Regions from separate parts of the Homo sapiens genome. Here region 2 is linked to region 1. A link is an interaction called in ENCODE POLR2A ChIA-PET data of the cell type or tissue named here. Cell type or tissue: PC-3. All regions are shown on one strand. Links, peaks and the distances in the headings refer to the core of each region. The heading gives the core; the rest is flanking DNA. Region 1 has its middle 59 kb from the start of LINC00702. Region 2 holds the start of LOC105376369 (a long non-coding RNA gene).

Region 1 (8,938 bases), core at 2,012-6,011:
TTCACTCAAATCTCATGTCGAATTGTAATCCCCAGTGTTGGAGGAGGAGGGGCCTAGTGGGAGGCGATTGGATCATGGGGGCAGATTTTCCAGTTGCTGTTCTCATGATAATGAGAAAGTTCTCATGAGCTTTGGTTGTTTAAAAGTGTGTAGCACCTCCCCCTTCACCCTGTTCCTCCTGCTCCAGCCATGTAGGATGTGCCTGTGTTCTCTTTGCCTTCCACCATGATTGTAAGTTTCCTGAGGCCTCCCAACCCATGCTTCTTGTACAGCCTGTGGAACCATGAGCCGATTAAATCTCTTTTCTTTATAAATTACGCAGCCTCAGGTAGTTGTTTATAGCAATGCAAGAATGGGCTAATACACCACCATACTGTTACCCATAGTGGCTGGACCATGATCATTCCCACCAATATTACACAAGGGTTCCAATTTCTCCAGACCCAGATCCAGATCCATACCAATACTTTTTATTTTTTGTTTATTTATATATTTTTTATATAATAGTCATCCTCTTGGATGTGAACTGGTATCCCATGGTGGTTTTGATTTGCATTTCTCTAGTGATTAGTGATGTTGAATAGCTTTTCATGTGCTTATTGACCATGTCTTCTTTGGTGAAATAGCTATTCAAACTTTTTGCCCATTTTTGAAGTTTCTTCCTATTGCTAGTTTGCTGAGAATTTTTATCAATACTGGTTTCGAATCTAGTGAGATGATCCTATGTTTTTTCTTTATTAGTCTGTTCATATAGTGACATATAGATTGATTATTCAAATGTTCAGCCAATTTGAATTCTTAGGATAAATGCCACTTGAATATCATGCATTATCCCTTTTGTATTATATTTACATTTAATTTACTAGATTTGGTTAAGAATTTTTGTATTTGTAATTGATGAAAGACATTGATCAATAGTTTTATTTCCTTAGAGTGTTTTTTGTTTGGCTTCAGACTCTTGGTTTCAATCTCCAGATAATCAGTGTGATGCTTTTTTATATTTTGCATGTCTCTAGTTAGCATCCTCACTCTTTTCTCCAGCTTCTTGAGCATATGGAATACAATTATGGTCATATAGTGTTTTAATAGCCTATCATCAGTGTCATTTTTACATCTCTATCTACTGATAGATTTTTCTCCTCCATATGGGCCAGATTGTCCTCCTTCTTTGCATGGCCAGTATTTTTCACTGGATATCAGGCATTGTGAACTTTACTTTATTGGGTGCTATATATTTATTCTTATAGTATCCTTGACTGTTGTTCTAGAATGCACATCAGTTACATGGAAACAGTTGGATCCTTTTGTGGTCTTATTCCAGGCTCTATGATATGGGATGAGGCAACTGTTAGTCTAGTAAAATTTCACTCTGCTGCTGAGGCCATACGTTTCTGAAAGCTTTTTCTGAAGTCCATGGAGTAGGAAGCTTTCTGCTCTGGCTGGTGGGAACACAATCTATTCCTGAGACTGTGTCAGCCCCAGAGCTTGCTTTTTTTTTTTTTTTTTGCTCCCTTTAGTTGGGTCTCTGCCTTCTTTTGCATAGTTTTCTCACATTTACAAGCTCATCAACACTCATGTAAAGACACAAGGGAGCCTCTGCTGATCTTGCAGCCTCTTGTGAACTGCTCTCTCCTCTTCCTGACTCTGCCCTACAGACTTCAGGCCTCCTGCAACCTCAGCCCTATATCCCCAATGCAGGGACATGGCTGAGCTCCGCTTGGATTCCCCTGCACTGCTCTGTGGCCAAGAGACGAACCCCGTGAAGAAACCAGGCCAACCTCAGTGCTCACCGGATCTGCTTCTCTCTTTCAGGGAACATTTTCATTTATTTTACTAATGTCCAGCATTCATGTATGCTGTTAGGTTTTTAAGTTGTTTCTGGAAACTGAGGCAAGTCTGGTCCTTGTTACTCCATCTTTGCCAAAAGTGGAATCGTTCAGCTGATTTAATATTAAATTTATTCTAGGACTCAATTTTTTACCTCTAACTAAAGCCTATCATACTGATGATATTGCCTGCATCTATGAGTTTTTAAACCCTTAATTTTGTTCTTCCCAGCTTAGGCACAGGTGGCTGAGAAACAGACCGTATTTGCATATAGGATGTTCTTCCGGCAACTTTGTTGCTGACTTGTTTCCTCCAGAATTGTCCTTAGAGCAGCCTCACCTGCACAACATTGTCATTGAATAGTTTTCTTTTTTTCCTGAGGTCAATAGAGCCAATTTCAGCATTATCATTAGCAAAGTTTGTCCCATTCATCATGGTCTGTGTTTTAGAAAGGGGTATCAGCTCTCCAGCACACATAGTCTTTCAATCGTTTCATGTTAACACGATTGGTGCAGTTTTAATTATTTTCTTGTTTGTCTTTTTAAACTAGGAGTTTAAAATGACCTATTAAAATGAGGTGTAATTATACTACCAAACCCTTATTTTTTACTTGCTTTGACTTACTTATTGATTATCAATTTGGGTGAGAATGAAGAATTCTATATTTGAAAGTGTTGCAGACTCATGAGAAAATGTATTTTTTTATTCTGTCAGTACTTACACGATATCCTTTGGGAATTACTTAGTAATCATATAAGCTTTCGGACTTATATTGAAAATGGATGACTTAGAAAAAGATAACTTGAAAACCGTCTCATTGTTGTATTCTTTCCTCCTGCTTGTGAAGGTGAACTTATTTTGGAATGAATTAGTAGTGTGCTGTCATTAAATGTGAGTATCTGCCCTGTTAATCATCCTTCCCAAGTCTAGCAGCATTCTGGCAAAACCGTTGTTGAGGATGAAAAATCATAAGTCATCCACTTTGAAGGCTTCACAGCTTTAATAAATGTGATGTGTCAGCTACTTCATTTCTGAGGGATTTTTTTCCTATAATTTTCTCAGAAGGAGTCAAGTTATAAAAGAGCCTACTTTCATGCAAATAAATTGCACGTTCTGGCTCAGGTTGCCCTGATAAATTTTACACTTAATAAATAATAAATGAAGATACAAGAATGAAGAAGTGTTAAAGAGACAGCACTTTACTCCTAGAAAGAGATTTTTGCTGAGAGAGCTGGCCTCAGTTTCTGGCGGGTAGCTAGGAATCTGACATACAACAATAACAACGACTGTGATTTGTTTTAGAAAATGATTTATGTAATAAATATCCCCAGTCCCGTTTTCTTTCTTTAGTAATAGCTATATTTAGTTCATTTTAAATGGAATGATTTAACACTGAATGTAAAACACATGGTTGGATGCCTTAGGAGACAGAATACAGAATTCTTATAAATTTTTTTCATTAGTATACTAGCCTTTAGTTCAAGGGAAACAGCTATTTAAACAGCTCATAGTGTTTAATTAAGAGTTGTGGCCGGGCGCGTTGGCTCACGCCTATAATTCCAGCACTTTGGGAGGCCGAGGCGGGCGGATCACGAGGTCAGGAGGTCGAGACCATCTTGGGTAACATGGTGAAACCCCATCTCTACTAAAAATACAAAAAATTAGCAGGGCGTGGTGGCGGGCGCCTGTAGTCCCAGCTACTCGGGAGGCTGAGGCAGGAGAATGGCATGAACCCGGGAGGCGGAGCTTGCAGTGAGCCGAGAGAGCTCCACTGCACTCCAGCCTGACCGACAGAGCGAGACTCCGTCAAAAAAAAAAAAAAAAGTTTGTAAATGTGAACATTTTGAAGAGAAAAGTGCATCATAGTCTAGACATTCTTTAGAATACTTACGTGTGTTTTCTACCTGTTACATAAAAAAAAAACCTATTAAAATGGTACAGTTTTATTTTAATATCCAGTAGATTCTCACAAATATATTTGGATATTTTACTGAATGGATACAAATCCCTTACCAGTGATATTTTCCTGTAGAAGGATAATCGTTTGAATTAAATAGAAGCTCACTCTTCAATCATTCTGTACTCTGAAGCTTTCGGATGCTACTTCTAAAGGTTGCCAATTAAAGCTTTCAGATTGTTTAAAATATCTCCTTTTTCTAAGGATTTTCCTGACTTGGTAAGGAGAGGAGGATAAAATTCAATATTTTCAAGTCCCCTCTGATGGGATGTTAGAAAGTGACAGATGGCAGGTCACTTCAATAATGTTCAACATGGCTTGGTTACAAAATGTCAGGAATTGAGCTGTGTAGTTTTGTATTTTTTATGATTTCTTGTTTAAGACTTCCCTGAGCTGTGTCTTTTCTTTTTCCTTTGCTTTTATGATTCCTTTTGAGTACTCCAAAGTAGAGTAAGAAGTTAAACTCCCTTGTCACAGTGAGAGGGGATGTATTAGTCTCCAATGACTGCCATAGCAAATTACCACCAACTGGGTGGCTGAGAACAGCAGCGGTGTATTCCCTCACAGTTCTGGAAGCCAGAAGCCTGGAATCAGCGTGTCAGCAGTGTCACGCACTTTCTGGTGCTGTGTTGAATCTGTCCTTGCCTCCTCCTTGCTACTGGCCATCAGTCCTTGGTTTGCAGCTACATTACTGTAATCTCTGCCTCCGTCATCACATGCTATCTCCCTGTGTCTCTGACTCGGCATTTCCCTTATTTACTAGGACATGAGCCATCCTGGATTAGGGTCCACCCCGATGACCTCATCTTAACTTGATCACATGCTGTGAAGATCCTATTTCCATAACCAGTGGGTACCAGGCTTAATACCTGGGTGACAAAATAATCTGTACAACAAACCTCTATGACACAAGTTTACCTGTATAACAAACCTGCACATGTACCCCTGAACCTAAAATAAAAGAAATAGATATTTAGCTAAGGGTGGTGGTGCCAACCTTTGATTTCAGCTACTCGGGAGGCTGAGGTGGGAGGATCCTTTGGGCCCCAGCATTCGAAGCTGCGATGAGCTATGATTGCACCACTGCACTCCAGCCTGGGCAACAGAGTGAGACTTTGTCTCAAAAAATAAATAAATAAGTGAATTACAAGTCCAAGGTTGGACAGATGGTTGCTGGGCAGAAAAGAAAAAAAAAAGATCACATTCACGTTTACAAAGGCTAGGACTTCTACATGTCTTTTGAGAGGACACAACTCAAACCATAACAGGGTCCCATTCTATCAAATGACTGTTTAAGAAAGTGACACATTATTCTCATTCATTTAAAAAGCATAATTTTGTATCAGGAGTATTATCCATCACTAATGAATGTGACCATCCAGATCCATTTAATGAAAAATAAATATTGAAAAAGTAGATATTAGGCTTATTTGTATTATCCCCAGGCTTTGTTTTATCTTTCATTGACAACATAGGCATCACATATTTCATTGATATGGCTTTTTATATCTATGAAATAGTCTCATATTGGTTGACATTCAACTTAATTCTACTTTGTTCTTGAAAGCACAGTATTGAATATTCTAATGGCACTGTTCTGGACTTATTTTTTCTGATACATTTTCATAAGCACATTAGGCTTCTCTTGTCTAAAGATCATTAGCTCTTCCTTACACTTTTCTTTACATAAACCTCTCAGTTCTTTTCTAATGAATGGCACTGGTATCCACTCAATTTTACAAGTCAAGTGTCTGAGCCTCATCCTTGACAAGTCCCTGGCTCTCTCCTGTGTCCATTTGCTCACCAAATCCTGCCAATTTTACTTCATAATTTCCAAATCTGTTCAAATCACTTAAGCCATCTCTCATGTGCACAACCTCAATTGCTCTCCCACACTCCTACATCCACTCTCACTTCCCACTAACTTAATCTCCACTTATAACCACAGCAAGTTTTCTTTTTTAATTAAGCCATGTCTCTCTTTAGCTGAGAAAACTGAATGAGAATTTAACTGTCTCTAGATAAAGATGAAAATCTCATGGCCGATTTCTAGGCTTGCCTTACTAGACTTACTGCCTTGTCTACCCGCTATGTATCTGGTCTTGTTGTAGTCAGATCAGGCTGTTATAGCAAATATACCACAGATTGGCAGCTTAAACAACAACATTTATTTCTCACACTTCTGGAGGCTGGGAAAGCGAAGATCAAGGTACCTGCAGATCCAGTATCTGGGGTTGGCTCCTTTCTTCTTCGTGCCCTCACATGGCAGAGAGCAGAGAGAGGAAGCAGGCACCCTCCTGCCTTCTTAGAAGGGCTCTGATCCATTCATGAGGGCTCCTTTTTCATGACCTCCTTTCCTCTGCAAAGCCCCATCTCCTAGTACTATCACGCTGGGGATTCGGTTTCAGCATATGAACTTGGGGAGACACAAACCATCATCTGTAGCCAACCTCCAAGAATACTTTGGTTCTTTTCTTGGAAAGCACAGTGCACTTCTAGCCTTTGTAGTCTTGTATGAGCTACTTATTCAATCAGGAACACACCCCTCCCCATTATCTCTCATTTTTCCTTCTTCTTAGTAAATATCTATTCCTATTTCATATCTCAGACCAATTATCGCTTTATTGACACATTGTCAATGGCTTCCCTGTCGTCATCCTCTCTTTTACATGCTCATAAAGGACACTTTATCTTCCTAGAAAACTTACAGCAATTATAAGTAAGTAAATGTGGAATTTACTGTTTGATACTTGTCTTCACCGATAGAATGTAAGTTCCAGGAGGACCACGATCTGGTTTGCTTCCTCATCATACTGTCCCCAGATTCTAGTATTTACCAGCATCTGTTGAGTGAATTAAGTACTTGAGACTGAAACTTAAATAATTACAATTTCTATTCTCCTGTAATTCTCATAAAATTTTGCTCCTCGGTGTAGGCTTTCATGTGAGTCGTAGACAGTGTAAGAAATGTTTATTTATTTAAAGAAATGTATTATCACAAAGATCCAAATATTGAGGGAGACAGTACTTGTTTTGTAATCAAGGCAGGGTAGGAGAAGGTCTTCATGCTGACATCCAGGATGGAGTAGAATAATTCTCAATGGCTGTGTATCCCCTGAACAAAGCCTCTCTATTGAGAGGACACCTGAGTCTGAGAATATTTTTATTGTAGGTAAAAGAGTGCAGCAAAATGCAAGTAATTTATTTTCTGAAAATAGAAGTATAAATAATGTATTGAATATATGAAACAAAATTTGACATAACATACTTCTCCAATCCAATGGGAATTCAGGGCACTATTAACAATAAAATGGATGTATGGTATAAAAAAACAGCTTCAAAGGAATGAATGCCCCATGCGTAGCCACAGTGTGTCCCTTGCAGTGCCACTGTCCCACCTCATGCTGATTACTTTCTTGGACACTTGGAGCTGTGGCCGAAGCTTTTGGACAAGACCATTTTATCCAATCCACTTCCCTCTTTTAGAGAAGAGGGAGGTGTCCGATAGGAAAAGAGATAGAGACCAACTCCTATAACTAGTGTCACAACTTGTAATTTAACCAATGGGAAGAGATCTCTCATTCTTGGCCTTCTTCCTGAAAAGCTCAGTGCACTTCACTTATTTGTAATATTTAATGTTAACTTTTTACATTCTGGTGAATCAAATGGAAAGCCTCTGCAAAGAAAATCATGGGGTCCATTTTCAGTATCTTTTTGTCATTTCAGGGGTCTCCTATCACTGGGTGCCCAGTGAGTTACTTAGTCTTAATTTGTTAGCTTTTTCTCAACTGAAAATTGGATGAAATTATTTATTTACTACAGAAGATTATAGTTAGGAATGCTTATTCCATGCATATAGTGATCATTAAAGTTAGCTACTATTTCCCCCTACCAAAGACATGGATCATTTGAACTACACTGGCAAAGTCCAGCTGTACTAACCCACGGGAGAATCCTACTGTGTCTCCTGCCCTGGTCTTAAAAGGACTCTTCTCTTTTACACAATTGACTTTCTCATCAATAAACTTTTTTATATTTAGAAAGGAAGTTCTTCAGTTCTGACAGTGTACACAGCCAAGTCTATATGGTTACAATTTTTGAGGCAGATTAAGATGGTTCCAGAAATAAGGACTGATTATACTTCCTATAGAGAGCCAGCATAATCTGCCCATTGAAAGATTTACATAGAAAACAAAGTGGATTCATTCAGCTCTTTTTGGAGTTGTAAAGTTCCTGCTTTACCCTGAAGGTGTCAGAAAAAAAAAATAGGATGTTAGGGTATTGCACGAAGTGTTTGATAATAACAAACATCTTTGAAAATATGAATCTTTTCCTTTGCTTAGCTTTGAGAATGAGAACATATGTCTTTGTAGATTCCTGACTTTCTGCATAAACATTTTCTCTTTTGGAAAAAAAATATGAATTTCCTCTGATAATGCTCTGAGAACATTCTTAAAAGCCCTAGAGAGAAGGAAAAAAAATTAGTCTAAGAGCCTCATCCCCACAAGATTTTTCTGTTGATTTTTTAACAAGTATGACCTTCAGCAAATCTGGTAGCACGGTAACATGTACTAGGGCAGTGCCTTATTCCATGAAATAGAACTAAAAACAGCTGCTGCACAGTAAGTTCCAGAAAGGCGGGGCCTCTGTGCTTACCTGTGCTCATAACCCAGCCTGAGAACAGTCCGGACCATGCCTGGCAAATCACTTTTCTGTGTTTTCCCAACTTGGGCCAACATTCTCCTTGCAGGTACAAACAGGTAAGAAAGGAATTGGTGAGGCAGGAATATGATAAATCACAGAATAAAAAGGTGCTTTATTCGAGAACATTAACTTTACTCAAACACTTGGGAAAATAATTATTTTATTGTAAAGAGGAACCACATTATTAAGGATTAGAATGCAAAATGAACAACATTAGCATTGAATGAATTTGCAGTGGAAGGATTTCAGGATACTGATATGAGCCCCCAGCTGCTCAAGTTTTCATTTTTTATGGAGATCTGTCTGTTAAAATCAAACACCATAAACAGATCCCACGCCACAAACACTGACCTTGTGCGCAGTCTTTCATGCTTTGGATTTGAGTTCTTGAGAAATTAGCATAATAGATAGTCTAAATGGTCACAACACAAACCTTATTGGACTGGAAAT
Region 2 (8,938 bases), core at 2,760-6,759, 55 kb before region 1:
AAGCTTAGGGGAAATAGGGCTCCCAGGAAGATGGGTGCTTAAAAATGAATACTGTAAATGTTACTCAGCATACAATTGAGGGAAAGCCATCACTCACAGGAAGTGAGCACAATTCTTTATTATCTGGGCCCTGTCACTAATGAAACATTCAGTGTAGAAGAAATCAGTCCCCTTTGAGTTTAGGCTTGTCATGATGGCTCTGGGTTTCCTTCATTCACAGCAATCACACTTAAAATGTTTACAGTCTGAAGACCTGAAAAACATGTCCACACCCTTGAATTCGTTGTAGTTACACATGAGGTCAATGTTATCCATCTTCATTTATCAAATAAAGAAATTGAAAATATAGTCTGTCAGAAAATAATTCCAATTCAGATCTTCAAGAGTTCACGTTTTATTGTCCTATTGTACTAGAGCTATTTTTGTAAAACATACATCTTTAAGCTTTCAGACAGAATCGTGAAAACGTAAACTTATCACACACAACAGCATAATATGCAATGCAGTGCAGTCTAGGATATACGCATTAGTGTCAATTTTTAATTAAAAAATGCTGAATTTTGTTTAAAAAGTTTTTTTTTTTCCTGGATCTGGAAAAGGAAATGCTTTTCTGGAGTAAAACACAGAGGATAAGGTAGAATTCTTACCTGAAGTGCCTGTAGGAGATTCCAACGTGAATGCATTTCACACGCTTTTACAAGCTACTTTCTTCTCCTTTCTTTTTTCAATCATCTTAGCAGTCATTGTTTATTTTCTGGAGATGAGTAGTTTTTATTTATACTAGAAAGCCCATAGTTTTTACATAGGTTGCCTTTCATTCTTGGTAAGACACTGAGAAAAGGAGAAAAAGAAAACTTTAGAGATAGAGCAATGGTATAATTGATTGAATGTTACGTGAACTGTCAAGATCAGAACTTTCTCATACTATCTTAGGAATAAAAATATGTTCTGGTTAGTAATCCTCACCAAGTTTGGAAGGTTAGAGGTGACTCAGCCTCCATGAATGTGGTCTGGTCTTATTTTAAGAAGGGCTTCTGAGTCATGTGGAGTTGTGTCAAACTATGTGTTATGTTATGTTATTTTAAAAAGACAGCTTGGAGAGAGGAAATTGAACTATCTTTTTTTTTTTCCAAAAAACTCTGCCCTTTAATAGAAGAAAAGGGCAAGTTATTTCCCACAAATCTCACTCTATGTAATGTAGCCTAGAATGTATTTTTACCACAGATATATTCTTAAAGTAGTTTGGCATGACCTTACTTAGAGTATTTTAAGTTTGTGACTTGAATTGTTTTTGCTTAATATTTATCCTTAGATGTGGTTGAATGCACTGTTCATAACTGAATAAATTTACTATCGATCCATTATTATCGTGATTGTTCACCTATTCAAATTGATAGCTACACAGATACATGTACTATTTTTATCAATATTCAAAATGCATAATGTTAAGTGAACTTCAATTTTCTCAACTCAGAAAAGTAGCAATAGAATAAATCTTGCCTATCTCCCTGAGTTGCAATAACATGTAATAAAATCCTTGGAAAAGTACATCAGATAATGACGGGTTCATGATGGCTCACGTTGACTGGTAATGCCATGGCTTACAATTGAGTATGAAGTCTGCACTGCGGCTCAGCTGAGGGAAAGGCACATCCAGGTGGGTGAGCAGGTCTGCTACAGGAACTCACTCTTGCATTCTAACTTCCCTGAGCCTTTGGGTATGTTTCTCGATGTTATACCAAGAACGTTCTGACATTTTAACCTCAAGTCGTATAGGTCACCTCTGGTTCCATGATTCAGCCAACCGATTGAGAAAATTATTAGTGCCATTATTAGACCCTCAAGCTAAGACACTGAATCAATAAATCCGCTTCAAAACATATACCATGATACAATTGTATATTATTTCCATCTTAATCCCACACTCTTAAGATACATTGTCATTCTTATTTCCCAGGGTTTGTTGATATTAATTGGCAGATCATGCAACTCTTTGGATGTGTATCATATCCCATCACAGGTTTGAGACTTGAGTCAACTCTAGGTCTAAAAGGAAGAAAAAGGAGTGGGAGTAGAACTTAATGAAGATTAGTAGGGCTCTCAATGCAGTACTAATGGGCGGTGGTGGGCATTAGAGATTCTTCAAGAAAAGGGAGACTAACTTCCTCAGGCACGGCTGCAGACTGCTTCTACTGGCCAAGAAGGCAAGGAAAGCTGTCAGAATTAAGGGCTCTAGGTTTCCAGATTAACTAGAATTTGCTCATATATTCCCTTCCCAAACCTCAGAATCCCACTCCTTCCCAGTAAATGTCCTAAATTTAATAAAAGAGACTCTATGAGGTTTGGAATTCAATTTTGGCTATAATTCAGCCACCCACAGGATGAAACTTTGGGTTTCCTGTTCAAAAACCTTGGCTCTCTGGCTACAGGAGATAGGATTTCTTTCAGGACCAATCTAGAAGCTTTCAGGACCCTTATATAGAACTTGATCTTGGTACTTAAAGCCCTGAATTTCTCCAGTGTAGTTAGAACTAGCCAACCAACACAATTATATTCATCATTTTCATTAAAATGGTCAAACTCAATAAATTCTTGGTTACTCAGATGGGCACTTAATAAAAGATGTGTAAAGGTGATAATTTGAGTCTTTCTTTCTTTCTTTCTTTCTTTCTTTCTTTCTTTCTTTCTTTCTTTCTTTCTTTCTTCCTTTTCTTTCCTTCTTTCTTTCCCCTCTCTCTTTCTCTCTGTCTCTCTATCTCTCTTTCTTTCTTTTTTTTTCTGACCTCTCCATCTGATGCTAGGAACTACTTACCCCTCTTTTACCACTGTGAATAGGGTACTTAGTGCTTTTAAATCTAATCAGATCAGAAAAACAATTCCAAACACACACACACACGCATACACACACACACACACACACAGAAACAACTCAAAAACTGTACCCTTAAGATCCCATTCCTCTGAAACCACCCTTAGTACCAAATTCTGTGTAAGTCAGGTTTAAACCAGAAATATAGCAACTCTACAGATTTGTCTTCAGGTATTTGACCTTACACAACATTGGGAGCTGGTTAAACCATCTCTGCAGAGTTGCCTTTGTGTCTAATGCTGGATCTTGAAGTCCATAGACTGGACACCTGAGAAGAAAACATGGGTATAGGGTGGAGGAGGAATGGTGAGCTGGGCCCCAGAAGCACAGGTTGAAGCCCAAATGACAGACTGAGCTCATGTCAGTTCTCATCACCTCCACCTTTGCTTATGTGGGTGCAGAGGACGGGACTCTGTGTCATGGAGCTAAACACACACACATCTAGCCCAGGAATCAAAGAAGCTTCAAAAAGAGGAAGATGCAAGTTCGGCTGGTGCCTCCCATCAATATCTGCAGATAAGTGACAATGTATGTAAGATTTTTTTTTTTAAAGGCAATCTGGACAATACAGTAAAACCTCATCTCTACAAAAATTTAAAAATTAGCTGAGCTTGGTGATGCATGCCTGTGGTCCCAGTTACTCAGGAGGCTGAGGTGGGAGGATCACTTGAGCCCAAGAGGCAGAGGCTGCAGTGAATTGAGATTGCACTGCTGCAATCCAGCCAAGGCAACAGAGCAAGACCCTATATTAACTTGTTTTTTTAGAGGAAAGGCTGCTCCTCCATTTCCCCAGGCTAAATCTTCCACAACAGTGGCTACAAACATTAAGAAACATAGGAAAGATTGTCCTTGAGAATGTAGTTCGTTTGAGCCTAGATGCTACCTTACAAAGTTATCACATCACTTTGCTTTCATTTTCCATTTTCTTTTGCAACTTTTTATCTTTCTCTGCCTTCCAAACTTTCCTACTGCAATGCAGAGTATATTCTTGTTTTTCTTCACGTTTATTTTTAGGATGCAGCTATAGGGAACGTTGATTAAATGTCTGAGGACTTTCTTCTAAGGTTTTCTAATTGCTTCAGCAAAACTGCTTAATGGCTATTTTTAAGTCCTCTAGAGGCATTCTTAAAAACCAGCACACTGCTATCAAATTCCACTTGCTCTTCCACGAAGGTTTTCAGAATATTTCTTTATCTTATCATCACCATCCTCAACAACATCATTGTTAAGTAAAACATGGCACACGTGGCCATGAGCTACACATCTAAGTTTCTCTACTGACCTTCTGTGATGAATACGATTTCATTGTCAAATAAGTAATTTAGGGATCCTTGTCTGTTTCCTGTTCTAATCTCAGGGGTACTCACTACATGATGAGTAACACAAGAGGATGAGATGAATCACTGCACCAACGTAGTTTAATTTTTAGTTTAATTTTTGTGGTCAGTGCTTTACTGGCTTGGGATTGGGAGAGCAAAGAAATAATGAAATTTGAGGTTAGAGAAGCTCTGGCTTCCCATTGAAGGTATGAGAGGAAAAGAAACCTAAGAAAGAAAGAAGCTGGGCAAACATGGCTCCATGTACCCTGGGTTTTCTCTTACACTGGTCCTGCTTTGAGGATGAACACACACAAGGGTAAGGCATGGGAGAGGGCATGGAGCAACTGTCTAAGTTATGATCGAATAAAAATGCAGCATTGCTTATTCAGGATCGACAAGTAAATACAGTGGGATCAGGATTACTTCTCGCTGCCAGCATTTTGATGAAGAAAGGTATTCAAAAATCTGCTTCTATGGAGGTACAATTTCACACAGACTTACATTGCCAACTTTCACTTGACGGAAACTTTGTAGACACAATGCAGAACCTCTTCTCCGGAAGCAGATTATGTCAGCAGGACTTTAGTGTGTTGATTTAGGGAAAGGCAAAAGGTGATGGTGTTGTAATTAAAAAAAAAGGGGGGGCCCACACAGAAAGTCCCAAACTAATTGTTTAGAAGATGATTTTGTGGGGTGGCATGAAAAAAGTTTGGATGAAACATTTTAACTTTTTAACGTTCAGCAGCTTCGTATCCTACGATGAAAATCTCTCTCCCTTACACTCATCAGCTCACTCTTACCTGGACCATCCTCATTAATCAATGCGCCCACATCTTCCCCATTTAGTGAGGCTCCCAAATTCTGCACATCAAGTTCAAAGAGCACATCACATACAAAGAACAGAAGCTTATTTATTAATTTAAAGCTGATTCAAACTTCCCCTTAATACCCAATCCAGAAAGTTAAGACTGATTCTAAATGTTAAAGTGTGTTCAGGAAACATGGTCTTGTTCATCAACTCAGATTTCCTCCAGGTTCCTGAGCAAGGGGGAATTGCCTGGGCCCCGTGCATAACTCCTTCTCCTGGTTCACGCTTCTTGTGTGTCCCTGAAGATGTTCCTTGTCATTCTGGTTGCTAGACGCCCTAGTGACACTTGATTCCAGTTCTCTGAGTGGTGAGTTCAGTGTATTCTCATGACTTGGTGATTTAGCTGGACTCTATCTATCTAATATCAGGCCTTGAGGTCAGTACGTACACCCTGGCATCTGGATCTGACCCCATTCAGTCCTCAGCCAGTGCAGCTCTCCCTGCAGACTTCGGCTGGTTTGTTGAAGCACCTCCAGAAAAGCTCCTTGGCTCTGTACTCAGAACCCTCCTAATCCTTTGGGCAAAGGAAAACAACTGCATTGCTATCATATTGCAGACACCCTAAGGATGCCTCAGGAAAGATCACCCCAGGCTCTCCCCGCCTCACCAAGCTGCATGCTCACAGATACTGCATTATAGGTAATGACAGCAGCATCATAAGTGGGTAAGTGGGCACCCTGTTCATCAGTCTTCTCTCTCATCCCAGAGAGACAGCCTTTCCTCCTAGCTGCTGCTCAAAATCCTTCCCCTTCTGAAAGAGGGTCGGAGAATGTGTGCCCCAACATTGCCCCCTTCTGTCTCCATCTCTCGTGCTTCCACCTTTCTGTCCAGGTGTTACCCTATTTCTTATCTCCTCCCGTCCTCTGTTGGCTTCTGCTCTCCCTCTTTCCTAGAGCTGTGGTGATTGAACAGCGCCAGAGAACATGTTTCATTGAGAATATATAGGAAAATATATTAGTTTAATATTTTTAAAACCTATCTCTATTAGGTCATTTGAAAAAACAACAGGCAAACAAAATCCCTCCCTACTTATAGACCCATCTTTCCCCTGTCCCAGGGAAGTGTCTCAAGAATATAGACTATATTTTGCCGCTGTCTTCTCACCAACTTTTCACGTCTTAATCCCTCAGCCTGACCGCCACCCCCTTAACTCCACTGATATATTCCTGACCACCAATGATTCCCAGGCCAGCAAATCTAATGACAACTTCCATGCATCTTCCTTAACTATGAAAGAGCATTTGTACTACTGATCTCTCCTTTGTGAAACACTTATGTTTTCGGTTTCAAGTAGACGACCTGCACTGATTTTTGTCTGACATCAGTGACTTAGCCTTCTCAGTCTTTTTTATTTTTATTTTTTTTCAGTGTCACCTCTAAACATAGAACAATCTGTGTTGGAGTTACTTAAGTGCAGGTCATCTTCATATTCACTCTAGACTCTTCCTATTCACTCCCACAATTCCCATTGTCAGCTCAACATCAATGAAACACTAAAATAACAAAGGAGCGCTACAGCTCTTCTGAAATTGGAAAACCCATATCCTACTGCACACCTACAATCTCCCCGTGATGCCACTGGGTCATTCCCATCTCAGTTACCATACCTTGGCCCAACCTGCCATCATCTGTTGCCCCAGATACTGAGAAAGCTATTAGCTGTTATCTTTGCACCCATTCCAAGAGTCCTCTAGGAACTTCTCCATGCTGTAGCCAGAAGGGTTTTTCAAGATAAAAATGTTTTTTACATGACCCTCTCCACTATTTTAAAATCCTTCTGTTTTTATCTCCCCCTTTCCTTTTTTTCTTTTTCTTGAGACAGCCTCATTCTGTCACCCAGGCTGGAATGCAGTGGCACAGTCTCAGCTCAATGCAATCTCCACCTCCCAGGTTCAAGCGGCTCTCCTGCCTCAGCCTCCTGAGTAGCTGGGATTACAGGTGCCCAAAACCATGCCTGGATAATTTTTGTATTTTTAGGAGAGACAGGGTTTCACCATGTTGGCCAGGCTGGTCTCAAACAACTGACCTCAAGTAATCCCAAAGTGCTGGGATTATAGGCATGAGTCACTGTGCCTGACCTCTCCCTTGCCTCTTAAAAAGCAAAAGCCTACTCATGACCTCTCCGTGGGCTACCTCTTGTCTCATGTGGCTGTGTCCCTCTGCTGTCCCTTTGCTTTTTGTGTTTCAGAGACATTGGGTCCTACAATGTGCCAATTTTTATCCTGCCAGGGACTTTCGTACATAAGATCTCAGTCTTACTCCCACTGCCACATCCCTCAGAGTCCCTTTTTCTCTGGCTAACTGCTACTCATCCTTCAAACCTGAGCTCAAATATCATATCCTCAGGGTAGATACTCATCGCCATTTGGTCTCACTCAGTCTTTTGTCTTCCTTGGCCTGTGTTGCTCTACTTCCCTGCAGTATCTACACCTCGGTCTTAAAATATCTGTGTAGCATGTGTCAACATGTCCTCCCTCTTGGAGGCCAAGAAATATTCCATTGTATGTAGACACCACATTGTGTTTATTCATTTACCAAAGAACATTTGGGTTGCTTCCACTTCTTGGCTATTGTGAATAATGTTGCTATGAATATGGGTGTACAAATATCTCTTCAATATTCTGTTTTCACTTCTTTCAAGTATATATGCCCATAAATGGAATTGCTGAATGATGTAATAATTCCATTTTTAACTCTTGAGGAACCACCATAGTTTCTCATAGTGGCTACGTCATTATTTTATGTTCCTACCAACAGTATGCAAGGTTTCCAACGGCTTTACACCTGGCCAACTCATGTTACTTTCTGTTTTATTTTCTGTTCTTGTTTTTAATAGTAGTCATCCTAATGCATATAAGGCAATATCTCACTGTGGTGTTAATTTGCATTTCCATAGTGATTAGTGATGTTGAACAATTTTCATGAGTTTATTGGCTTATTTTATGCCTTATTTAGGGAGATATCTATTCAAGTCTTTTACCTACTTTCAATTGGGTTATGCAAGTTTTCTGTTGTTCTTCCTTTGTCATATTTTGTAAGTCCTAAAATTAAAAATTAATTTAATGTGCATTGTCCCTGCTCAGCAATAAATTACTTTTGCAGTTTTTAGATACCATTGCTGATAAATGTCTTCTATCTAAAAGTACATAAAAGAATGTCATATTTGTAAATAGCTCTTTCATCATGATTCTTTTATTTTAGCTCAAAAAGTTAAACCATTGTTTTTCTTTGGTCTATGGTGGGGGTACAGGGATAGTGGAGTAGTTTTCTATTCTATTGCAGATACACAAATCCCAGATAATTATTTTTCGACAGTTTTGGAAGTAACATTTTCTTAGAATGTTTTCCGTACTTCTACCTATGGTAGAGATGCAAAAGGAAGGGCTTATAATGGATTGATGGGAGCTAGCAAATAGGCTTGAGAGTATCAAAGAGGTGAGCTTGGTGGAGGAGACACTCATTTCTCTGCACACATCAGTTCCTCATTCTTCCTGGTCAGAGGTGTCCAGGAAGACTGTAATTCCCAGCTCCCACATAACCATGGGATCCAGTTCTCATCAGGAGACTATGAGCACCCATGATATGCTCAACTTGAATCTAAAAGACCTCTTTCCTTCCTGCTAGATGTAAGTTGCAAAGATTGGAGCATCTCAGGATAATGTGTTTTGAGGATGGTGAGCTGCTCAGGTCACCTGGTTCTGGATTTGATACCTTGTGGATGGACCTGCCTATCCACCCTAGACTACCACTGGACAGAGAAGGAAACTTCTATGTGGTATTGCAATGAACCATTGCATTTGAGGTCAATTTGTTAGAGTAGTTTATTTTCTACTCATATGTGCTTGTTTGTTTCTTGTTTTACACTTGCTTGAGTCACTTCTT

Evidence for each region. Peaks named below come from ENCODE experiments on the same cell type or tissue, not always from the same donor. Only the 100,000 strongest peaks of a DNase experiment are listed, where the experiment ranks them.
Region 2: POLR2A ChIA-PET joins it to region 1 with 5 read pairs; 2 of 35 experiments call an interaction of 5 or more read pairs at or near these places.

Annotation. Positions count from the first base shown.
Region 1 is chr10:4,298,692-4,307,629 of GRCh38, forward strand. No RefSeq gene overlaps it. Among named protein-coding and RNA genes, the nearest start is that of LINC00702, 59 kb to the left of the region's middle. In PC-3, for the core only: no CTCF peak of the experiment used is centred there; no DNase peak of the experiment used is centred there.
Region 2 is chr10:4,242,857-4,251,794 of GRCh38, forward strand. It overlaps LOC105376369 (a long non-coding RNA gene), which reads left to right and starts at 4,190. Exons shown (of 2, transcript XR_930588.2): 1 at 4,190-4,504. It overlaps LINC00702 (long intergenic non-protein coding RNA 702), which reads right to left and starts at 1,056. Exons shown (of 3, transcript NR_108040.1): 1 at 967-1,056; 2 at 648-831. In PC-3, for the core only: no CTCF peak of the experiment used is centred there; a DNase peak (open chromatin) is centred at 4,275; H3K27ac peaks cover 2,135 bases.